Linked DNA regions of Homo sapiens: region 2 is linked to region 1. Evidence: chromatin contacts called from ENCODE Hi-C data. All regions are on one chromosome and are shown on one strand. The core of a region is the stretch at or near the end of the contact, and the rest is flanking DNA. Distances in the headings are between cores, read along the strand shown.

Region 1 (4,651 bases), core at 1,405-3,904:
AGCACAGTTTTAGGACTGCTGGAGCTCAAATAACCAATGCAAGCAAGCTCTCATTATGGTGTAACCTCCTTGCCAAAAATACGGGAATAACATGTGACCATAAACTGGGAGCAGACTACGAAGAATCCCCAGACATAGAAAGGAACTGAAATATTTCTCATTTCATTATTATTATAGTTCTTCTGCTCTGCTATTAGTGAATTTATTCAGTCATTATTTATTTGAGTGTCTACTGTGTGAATATCACTTTTCTAAGCAAATTTTTATCACTATTGAAGAAAAAACCATGAATTTACCTGCTGAGGTTCTTTGAACACAAACTCTCTGTCAGAGAGATGATGCTCTTTGTTCTTCCAGGTCTGGCCAGGCTTCTGGTGGAGATGGCTCTTAGCAGTGGTAGCTGAAGCAAGAGAGGGGACAGCCTCAAACCAGGGGAAAGTCTGTTCTCAGCACCTTCTACTGAGCAAGGGCCAATAAAGCCCACTTGGAGATGATCTCTATGACATGTAGAAACTAACTGGTAAAGTCAACAGAAGATACTGAAAGGTTTGAGGGTGTGGACTAAATATGAGGAACATTAAAGACCCACCCTTAGCTCACCATCAACAAAATCGGACAAAATATCAGCCACATTTTAAACAATTCCTTGACGTCAATTGAAATGGAAGTCCATTATAAACCAAAAGGATATAAATAAAAGAGAATGAGAGTTGTCCATATCCACACACACACAAAATCCCTACAGATTCTTGCCTGGCTGAGCAATGGCCTGGCTTTTAACAGGGGCAGCCCAGGCTCCCTGAACTCGGGCTCGCCGTCTTTTTTCCTCCATGTTGACCAAAAAGGCTTCTGCTCCGAGCTTTCAGAAGATTTTGTTCCTGTTTCAAACTACTCCATGGTATCTGTTTATTAAAACAAAACAAAACAGTGCTTTTAGTTAGGATTGTGAACAATTACTCCTAAGGCATAATTAATTTCAGGCAGAAGACTCTCAATGGCAATAGAGCTTCCATGTAAAATCAGTTTATGTCATCACAACATTTCATTCAAGAAGCCTAGTCATTTGGGGCTGCTGGCTTTAGCATTCACCTTTTGTAATCTTACCATAGTACTTTTGTTTCTTTCACAAGAAAGTGCATTTTAAGAAATTCTAAAATTAGGACCTATTATAAACCACATTCCTCTTAATAGTCCCCAAGAGTAGAATATAAGGAAACTGTACTATTCCCATTTTCACCTACATGGACATTGAGAAATCGGCTAAGACTGTTTCCAAGCATATATTCCATTATCACTGGCTGCATCAAACTTCCCTGGAAGTTTGTTCAAAATACCTATGGCCCACCTTCAGAAAATCTGATTTAGGATGGATACAGGTATTTGTCTTTATAACAAGCAGTGTAAGATTTGACACAATGCAGGTATGTATGTGGACGGTAAAGTTCAATGATGCACCCAAAGCCACTCAGGAAATCAACAACAGACAGATTAACATTCAACTTATATTAAACTCCTGTCTCCAGCTAACGGATAAATCCACCTCATAATGGCTAATAATACTAATTTGACAGTTGTACCAGTAAAAGCTTAGCCTACAGCAAATGCAGAAGCACGTACAGCTACCAAAACAACAAGGAAATTCAAGCCACATGTTCCACATCTGTAATCTATTTCTTTATGCTTCTACCTAAGAAAGCTTCACACCTCAAGTTCTCAAAGGTAAAAGCTCGTTTTATATTAATAGCTTGCTTAGACTATAGATTCCCAGGTCCCATCTCCCACCTCTTCTGATTCAGTAGAGCTGAGCCAGGCCCAGGAATCTGTGTGTTTAACAAGTTCCCCCAGATGATAAGCATGTAATTCATTTCATTTAATAGGTGGAGAGACGCAGAGGCTGCCATCTGCCCAGAAGAGTTAATGACAATCAAATACCAATTCTCCAATCCCAGGAGCTCCCGTTTGACATGTTCTCTCAATTGAGGCCCTAAAAGCGTAACACAATTACCTACAGTCCCCGCAGAGGATACGACTTGCTCACCTTCTTGCTCCATTCACTGGGGAGCCATATGTTATTTGCCAGGGAACAATTGTTGAAAATAGATTCCAGAGCCCCATCCCAGATCTACTCAATTTGTAGAGTCCCAGAATTTGTTAACTAACGCCACCCTCAACCCAGGAATTCTTAATGCACATAAAGCTTGAGAACCAGTGCTGTAAAATACAAGGACTCTGGCGCCAGCCAGAACTCGCTTTGAATCCAGATCTGTCACTTCCCAGCTGCATGGCCCATGGCAAATGACTTCACCTTTCTGAGCCCCAGTTTTTCCTCAGTAAACAGGGCAGTCACTTTCCGCACGGTTGAGGTGCAGACTAAGCGAGCTCCGCAGGTGGAAGAGCTTGGTCGTGGATAAGGGCACTTCCTTTTCCTAATTTAGATCCTTCTCTTTAAGGAGGCCTAGAATGAGGCCCCGGAGGTCGCCCAGGAAGAGACTTCAGGGGTGGTACTCGCACCCCCAGCCCCGCGCACCCAGCAGTAAGTCAGGAAGGCGCACTTGCGGGCGGAGCCGGGCGCGCCCGTGCAAACCCGGTAGGACTTGGGGCAGCCCTCGCAGCCCCTGACCCACTCCGCAGTCTGTGATCGGAACCTTAAGAGTGAAGCACCGACTCCAGCAACTCCCAATCACAGGCCGCGGCATCAGGCACTTCCTCTCGACGTTACGCAGCGCCGCCACTACTTCCGGTGCGCAGTCCTCAGTCCGGGTAGTCCCACATCCCCCGCGCCTGGAGGGCCTAATCACCGAAGGTGCTGATGAGGGGATATGTGTTGCAGCGGACAGGGATTGAGAGTGCAGGGGAGCGGTGTGAAGGGGTCGGGGTTTGGCAAAGGTGGAAGTGAAGGCGTGTCTCCTACGTGAGTTCCTCGAAACTGGAGATGTCCAAGCATCGGCATCTTTGTGGCAGAAAGAGTGACCGGGTCCCTGTGGGACTAGATAAAGGGAGAGGAGTTTGGGGGACCTGGTTATAATGTGTTAGGCAAAAGGATTTGCATTTTATCCTAAAAACCACGGAGAGCCTGAAATGAGCCTCCTTTGTGTTCCTATTGCAGCCTGTGCACACCTCCGAACACAGCATTTACAGCAGGGCGTAGGACCACGCCTTAATTCACCTTGGCTCTCTCCAGTGCTAAGCAAATTTGCTTGAGTGAACAGACCTACATTTTGGCCCAGACACCACCACTTACTAGTTGTATAATCTAGGGCAAGTACTCTGCCTCTTTTTAAAATGGGTATCGCTCTTTTTGGGAGGATTAAGTGAGATAATGCATTTAAAGAATATAGCACAATGCCTGGAACACAACAAAAACTCAAAAAATGAAAAAGAGCTCACCCCATTTGAGCTCATGAGAAACATCTTTAAAATGGTCATGTTAAACCATGTACTTTACAGTATGAAAATAGCAAAAGTAGCACTGAATTGACTGTTTTATGCAAGTCATTCTCTAAGATCCGCCAAAGTATAGTCACTGTGGAAATCTTTAAAATAAGCCTGATATGAGTGTTTACCTTCAGGAAGCTCATTATAGGTACACCTCATCAATGTGTACCTATATTGTTGCTACTATCAAATCCATTTTCACAGCACTCATTATTATTTGTTATACTTTGTGACACTGAAGGAAAAAAATGATTTATCCTAGACCTGAAAGGAGAGAAAATGCTAAGGCCACACTACAGTTTTTTTCCCCCATCAACTAATTTGTCAATGTCTGCTTCTGGCTCAGGAACTTTGGCTGTATCTTCTAAAATATGTTATTTCTTTCTTTTCAATGATTATAGTTTTGGAACAGGAACAAAGAAGTCTGGATTGAGGAGTTCCTAAAAGTAGTGATTGACACCTCTTCAGCCTCTACGTAGTGTATTTCTCAAAGATCAATCCATGATTTACTTGCATCTGAAATTACTGCTTTTTTTTTGTTTAACAGAATCACCTGCGTTTTTAACAAGCACCCAAGTGATTCTGGTGCACAAAAATTTTGAAAACCTCTAGGACATATGTAGGATGACAAATTGTTCTGGTTTGTATGGGCCTGAGGAGTTTCCCAAGACACAGGACTTTAAGTGCTAAAGCCAGGACAGTCCTGGGCAAACTGAGATGGTTGGTTACCCTAGACGATGCGAGTATATAGTATTAGATGTTCTTAATGGTCTTGGCATCCTCATTAGGGTCTTGACTTTCTTATTTCTATTTGAAGTGTTTGAGTTTTTATCAGGAGGTGGTGGTAGAGACCATGGGAGAAGGAATGAAGGCGAAGTGTGTTGCCAATTATCAACCTATTGAGTCTCCATTCCAAACCCACCCTTCACTACCCTGTTTGCAATATTGGAAGGTTTCTCCCTTGCCTTTTGGTTCAATGGACAGTGAGCTTCATCAGTGGAGGGTACTGGAGGAACTTTAGAGGAGGAAGGGGCTCTTTTTTCTGGTTCCAGTGTGCTCCTCTCAGCTGGCTCTTTAGTGCACAGTGGCCCACAGTGTTTGACTACTCCCTGTGGGCTGAATTACCAGGTTAGTTTCTCTTCTGAAAGTTAAGGCATCAATTGGGAAGGAATGGAATCCCAAAATTTGAAATAAGCACTCTGCTTAGACCCAGATA
Region 2 (4,474 bases), core at 1,489-3,988, 1.3 Mb before region 1:
TTCAGAGAGATCTAGGAGAGGATAGAAGATGAGGTCAAGGGCAGGGGCCAGATCATTCGGTAGCTTTTAGGTCACTACACCAATTTGGTTCTTTATCCCCAACACACTGGAAAGACTTCTAGGTGTTTAAAGCAGGAAATGGGATGCCTGATATGATCCTATTTGGAATGGATCACTCTGACTGCCATGAGGGGGTGACTGCAGGTAGACATTAGGAGGCTCTTGCTGTTGTCCTGGGGAGAGACAGCGATGGCTTGACTACAACACTGGGGAAGAGGGGATGGAGAGAAGTGGATGGGTTCATTTGAGAGGATAAAGTTATCTGGGTCTGGAGATGGAGTAGATTGGGGTGACAGAGACAGAGACACCAAGGCTTCTGCCTTAAAGAGTAGTGGGACAGTGTGCTCTTGGCCAAGATCAGAGCCCTAGAAGAGGTTTAGAGAGGAAGATTATGGACACCTTTGGCCACTGTGGGTTTGTCATGCCTATGAGACAGCCAAGAGAGCAGGCCAAGAAGGCAGCTGAATCCACAGGCAGGACTCCCGACTCCTACCCCAGTGTTCTTTACTTTATACTTGCCAACAACCTGGAACCAGGGAAACTCCCTGTAAGTCCAGGAGAGGGCAGATCCAAATAGGAGAAATCCTACTTGACACCAAGGAGAAGAAATTGATGGAACACATCAACCCAAGAAGTCTAGACGACAGAACTGTAACTCAGGTCAAATGAGTCCATAAGTGCAGAGGTGATGGCTATCATGACCAATCTAGGACTCCTAGGACAACTGAGGGGAGTCCCTCATCTTTGTGAACGTCACCAGGGAAGGAAACGAGACCCTGCCACCAGCTGTTCCTTGGGGCCCTGTCAGTTTGAGACTGGATGGACCACGGTGGGGTCTGTGGGGGCAATTCTGATATTCCCAGGTCAGTACCTTCTGCCGTGATTCTGGGGGAGAACACTTCTTAAACAGTATGCCAGGCCCTGGAACAGGCATTTCATCTTTGCTATCTCATTTAATTTCACAACTTCCTTGCCGGGCAGGTTTTGTTGGACTCAGGGATGGAGACACAAGGCTCAGAGAGGCCAAAGACAACGATGTGAAGTCCAAAGTCAGACAGTGACTATGAGGAGGAGGTAGAATTCAAAGAGAGAAAGCCTTTCCATTAAACTGAATACAGCAAGAGGTCTGGGCTCTATTCCCAGAAGGGAAGGTTTCTACACGTGCCCTATAGAACTCTGCTTGTCCACCTTTCAGAGAGTCGGCGGGCAAAGACTGTGCCCTGCTCCCCAACTACGACCCTACACCTCCAACAATGACCCTAGGAAAGCCCGAACCTTCCTCCCTCCCAAGAGGAAATGTGGGCAAGGACCAGCTTGGTTGCTACAGGCATCATGCTCCACAGAAAATTCTTCTGTCCCCAAACCCCCAAAGTTTATAGGGTTTCCAGGTACCAAGAGCAATCTCTCATCATTGCCTCCTGGCCCCACGCACAAAGGGCTGGGTGTGTTTCCTTACAGCCACTCTAAATTATACAGCACAGCCTTTCTCCACACGAAGCAAACGTCTAGGAAAGAGGAGACGTTTCACATTTTTCTCCCCTAAATCCCAGCCCAGCCTGGGGGGTTCTAAGCCCCCATCTCCCAACTGGGCTCTAGACACACACCAGCAATTTTTCACCAGCATCGCCCAAGACATTGGTATTCTCTTTGCAGCGACTCGCCTAGAGCACGCTGGCCTTGACCGGAGAGAGGTCATTGGCCGCTAAGTTTCTGCAGTTTCTGCATAGGAGAGTACCTTGGGGACTGCGAGTGGGGGGTGGAGGCTACGCTCCGGAGAGGTTTCCCGAAGAGTCTACACCGCAACTGACACTTAAAACGCATTCCAGAAATGCCCTCCGGCTCGGCCACGCTTCGCGGGCAATCGCGAACCGCGATGGAGAAGGCTTCGTCGCATCCCAAAGGACGCCTCCCACCTTCATCCCCGAGCACCCCGCAGCAGCCCCCGGCGCGGGGCCGAGGGCGTCCGCGAGAACTAGGCCGGCGGCCGCGGCGAGCCCTCTGGCGTCGGCGTCCGCGCCCCGCCCCGTCCGTGTCACCGCGTTCTCATTCCGAGCGCTCGGCCCGGGCCGCCACTCCCATTGGTCGGCGGCCACGTCCGTCAGCGGGCGCGCCGCTTGCGGAGAGAAAAGGCTACATTGTAACAAGGCGAGGAGCGAGCGAGCTGGGAGGAAGGAGGCGGAGGGCGGCCCCCGGCTCCCGCGGCGGCGGCAGCTACCTGCCGAGGGTTCACCCACCTCGCGGCCACGGCGGGCCGCCCCCCACCCCGCGCCGGCGCCGTCCGGACCCCCGCCCCGCGCCCGCGCCGAGACCCCCGGCCGCCCCCGCCCCCAGCCGCCGCTCCCGGCCCCCGCACCGGCGGCCCCCGCGCTCGCTGGCAAACTGCCGAGCGCTCTCCGAAGCCATTTTCAATGGCCACATTGGCTACCGGGGCTGACTCACCTTCCCGGGAATGCTGCGGCAGCCGCGGGGCCCGGGCGGCGAGAGCGGCCCGGCGGGCGGCTCGGCGGAGGCGGCGCGGCCTCGGCTGGCGGCCCCCGCGGAGGGAGCGGCCGCGCTGCGGGCGCGCTGGTCCCCGGCGAGGCAAAGTTTCAGCGCCAGCCTCGGCGCGGCGGCGGCGGCGACTCGCTGCTGCTCTCCTCCCCTGCTTTGACCACCATCTTATTAGTACAGGAAATGACATGGAAAACGGAAGAAAGCGGCGTTTGGGGCAGACGCGGACCCCCCAATTCAGGGGCCGGAGCCGGGACTCACCAGCCGCGTCCCGACCCGGCCCCGGAGAAAACTCCCGGGGCCCCTTAGGCCCGCGCCCTGCCCGGAGGGGGGAACCCGGCTCTCCAAACCCAAAGGGAGAGGGAGCGTTTTATAATCCAGCCCGTGGAGAAATCGAGAAAAAAATAGATGAAAAAAAGAAAAGGTTAAGAGAGAACTTTCGAACTGGGATACTTTTTTGGGGTCAGAAGTAAAAGTTCTCAAATTTTAATAAAGTCATTGTGAGGGGGGCTCCCTGGCTCTCCCGGTCGCGTGGCTGTCCATTTGGAACCAAATAGTCGGGGGGAGTCGACGCGTTTGGATTTTTAACCCTTTCAGGGCTCCGCGGCTGGCCCCCTCCCGGTCCCATTTAACCCTTTGAATGCTCAGCAGTTTGGAGATACAAACTGAAGTTGCGAGACGCAGGCGTCCCGCGAAGGCTGAGGGTGAGGGGCTTGGGGTTCGTTAAAAATATTAACTCTTTATGTGGGGTTGCGGTTTTGTAGTCACGAATCGCACATGTTCTTCAAGTCAAAATATGTTACAGAGGGAGAGAGATTCTGAGAACTGGAGGGGCTGGTCCCTGGCTGGCTTGGAAAAGATGTTTAAGCGGCATTCACTTGCTCGATTCCTCAGTTTCTCCATCTGTGAAATGGGATTCGACATCACAGAGAGGGGGTGAAGAGGGAAAGACTGGGCCGGGGGTGGAATTGTCACAGAGTGCTTGAGTGCTTGACATGCTTTCCTGAGCGCCTGGAAAACTGACAGGTTGCGATGGGGCTGGAAGCCTTGGAGGAGGGCAAGGGACACTGCAGGGTGGCGTAACCAGGACAACCATTCCCCAATCAACCCCTTTCTCGTGGCGTCCTCTACAAGTCCTGTGGCCCAATGGCGACGTCTCTCCTACCAAGGGAGGATGCTCTGTGCAAGCTCCAAAATTGGGGCAGTAAACCCCAGTTGGTGATTCCCAGGAAGGCACCTGGGCGAGGCGCTGTCCAGTGCTTTCCCCAAACATCCACGAAGCCCTGCAAGAGTTGCCCAGACGGCCCCCAGAGGGTACTACCCCAGGGAAGCCTCCTCCCAAGGCGGAAGGAGTTCCGTGTCAACCTTGCTGCTGGCGATCCGCAGATGGGCGTTCATGGTCAGATGGGCGTTCATGGTCAGATGGGGGTGCTCATGGCTTTTGGAATCTGGATGTGGAGCTGGAGGCGGTGGGGGTGATGAGGGAGGGAGCACTGTGGGTACCACATCATTTGTTTCCCTTGACTCTGGCGTCACAAACACAGCTTCTTGGAATCTCATGCCTGTTACTGGCTGTGTGATCTGGAGCAACTGGCTTCACCTCTCTGAGCCTTTATTTCCCACATCTGCAAAGTGGTGCACAGTAATACCCACGTTCCTGGCTCTGTGTAAGGAGCCATGAGAGTGTATTTAAAGGGCCCAGCACCCAGCTGCTCTCAGTAGATGCTCAAGAGACAGTAACAACCCTATCGTTATATGAGGTTCAATGCAACTGTAAGTTTCCTGAGTATTTCTCTGCTTGGTGCCAGGCAGAGTGTCGGGTACTGGGGGACGGGGGTTGGGGGAGGGGTTCCACGATTAGAATGACAAGATCCTTCAGGCAGGTCTTGGTCTGCCCAAGAGATGAAGGCACTCGCAGATAACT

What was found. Hi-C counts contacts between places; a loop is a spot of excess contacts on that map. Pooled maps may share reads with other maps.
Region 2: a loop to region 1 is called in a map of CD4-positive, alpha-beta T cell, with 5 times the contacts of the local background. The contact joins the promoter of PRDM11 here to the promoter of ALKBH3 in region 1. A Hi-C loop is called at or near these places in 2 of 168 maps with a recorded cell type or tissue (CD4-positive, alpha-beta T cell and naive thymus-derived CD4-positive, alpha-beta T cell) and 8 of 50 pooled maps.

Annotation. Positions count from the first base shown.
Region 1 is chr11:43,878,834-43,883,484 of GRCh38, reverse strand. It overlaps ALKBH3 (alkB homolog 3, alpha-ketoglutarate dependent dioxygenase), which reads right to left and starts at 2,654. Exons shown (of 10, transcript NM_139178.4): 1 at 2,306-2,654; 2 at 754-902; 3 at 297-400. The coding sequence starts at 832. It overlaps LOC105376644 (a long non-coding RNA gene), which reads left to right and starts at 2,748. Exons shown (of 3, transcript XR_001748200.2): 1 at 2,748-2,803. RefSeq lists an enhancer at 2,669-2,868.
Region 2 is chr11:45,144,903-45,149,376 of GRCh38, reverse strand. PRDM11 (PR/SET domain 11) reads right to left here and starts at 2,738. Exons shown (of 8, transcript NM_001384648.1): 1 at 2,500-2,738. It overlaps LOC105376652 (a long non-coding RNA gene), which reads left to right and starts at 2,594. Exons shown (of 6, transcript XR_931241.3): 1 at 2,594-4,323. RefSeq lists silencers at 1,988-2,177, 2,258-2,337.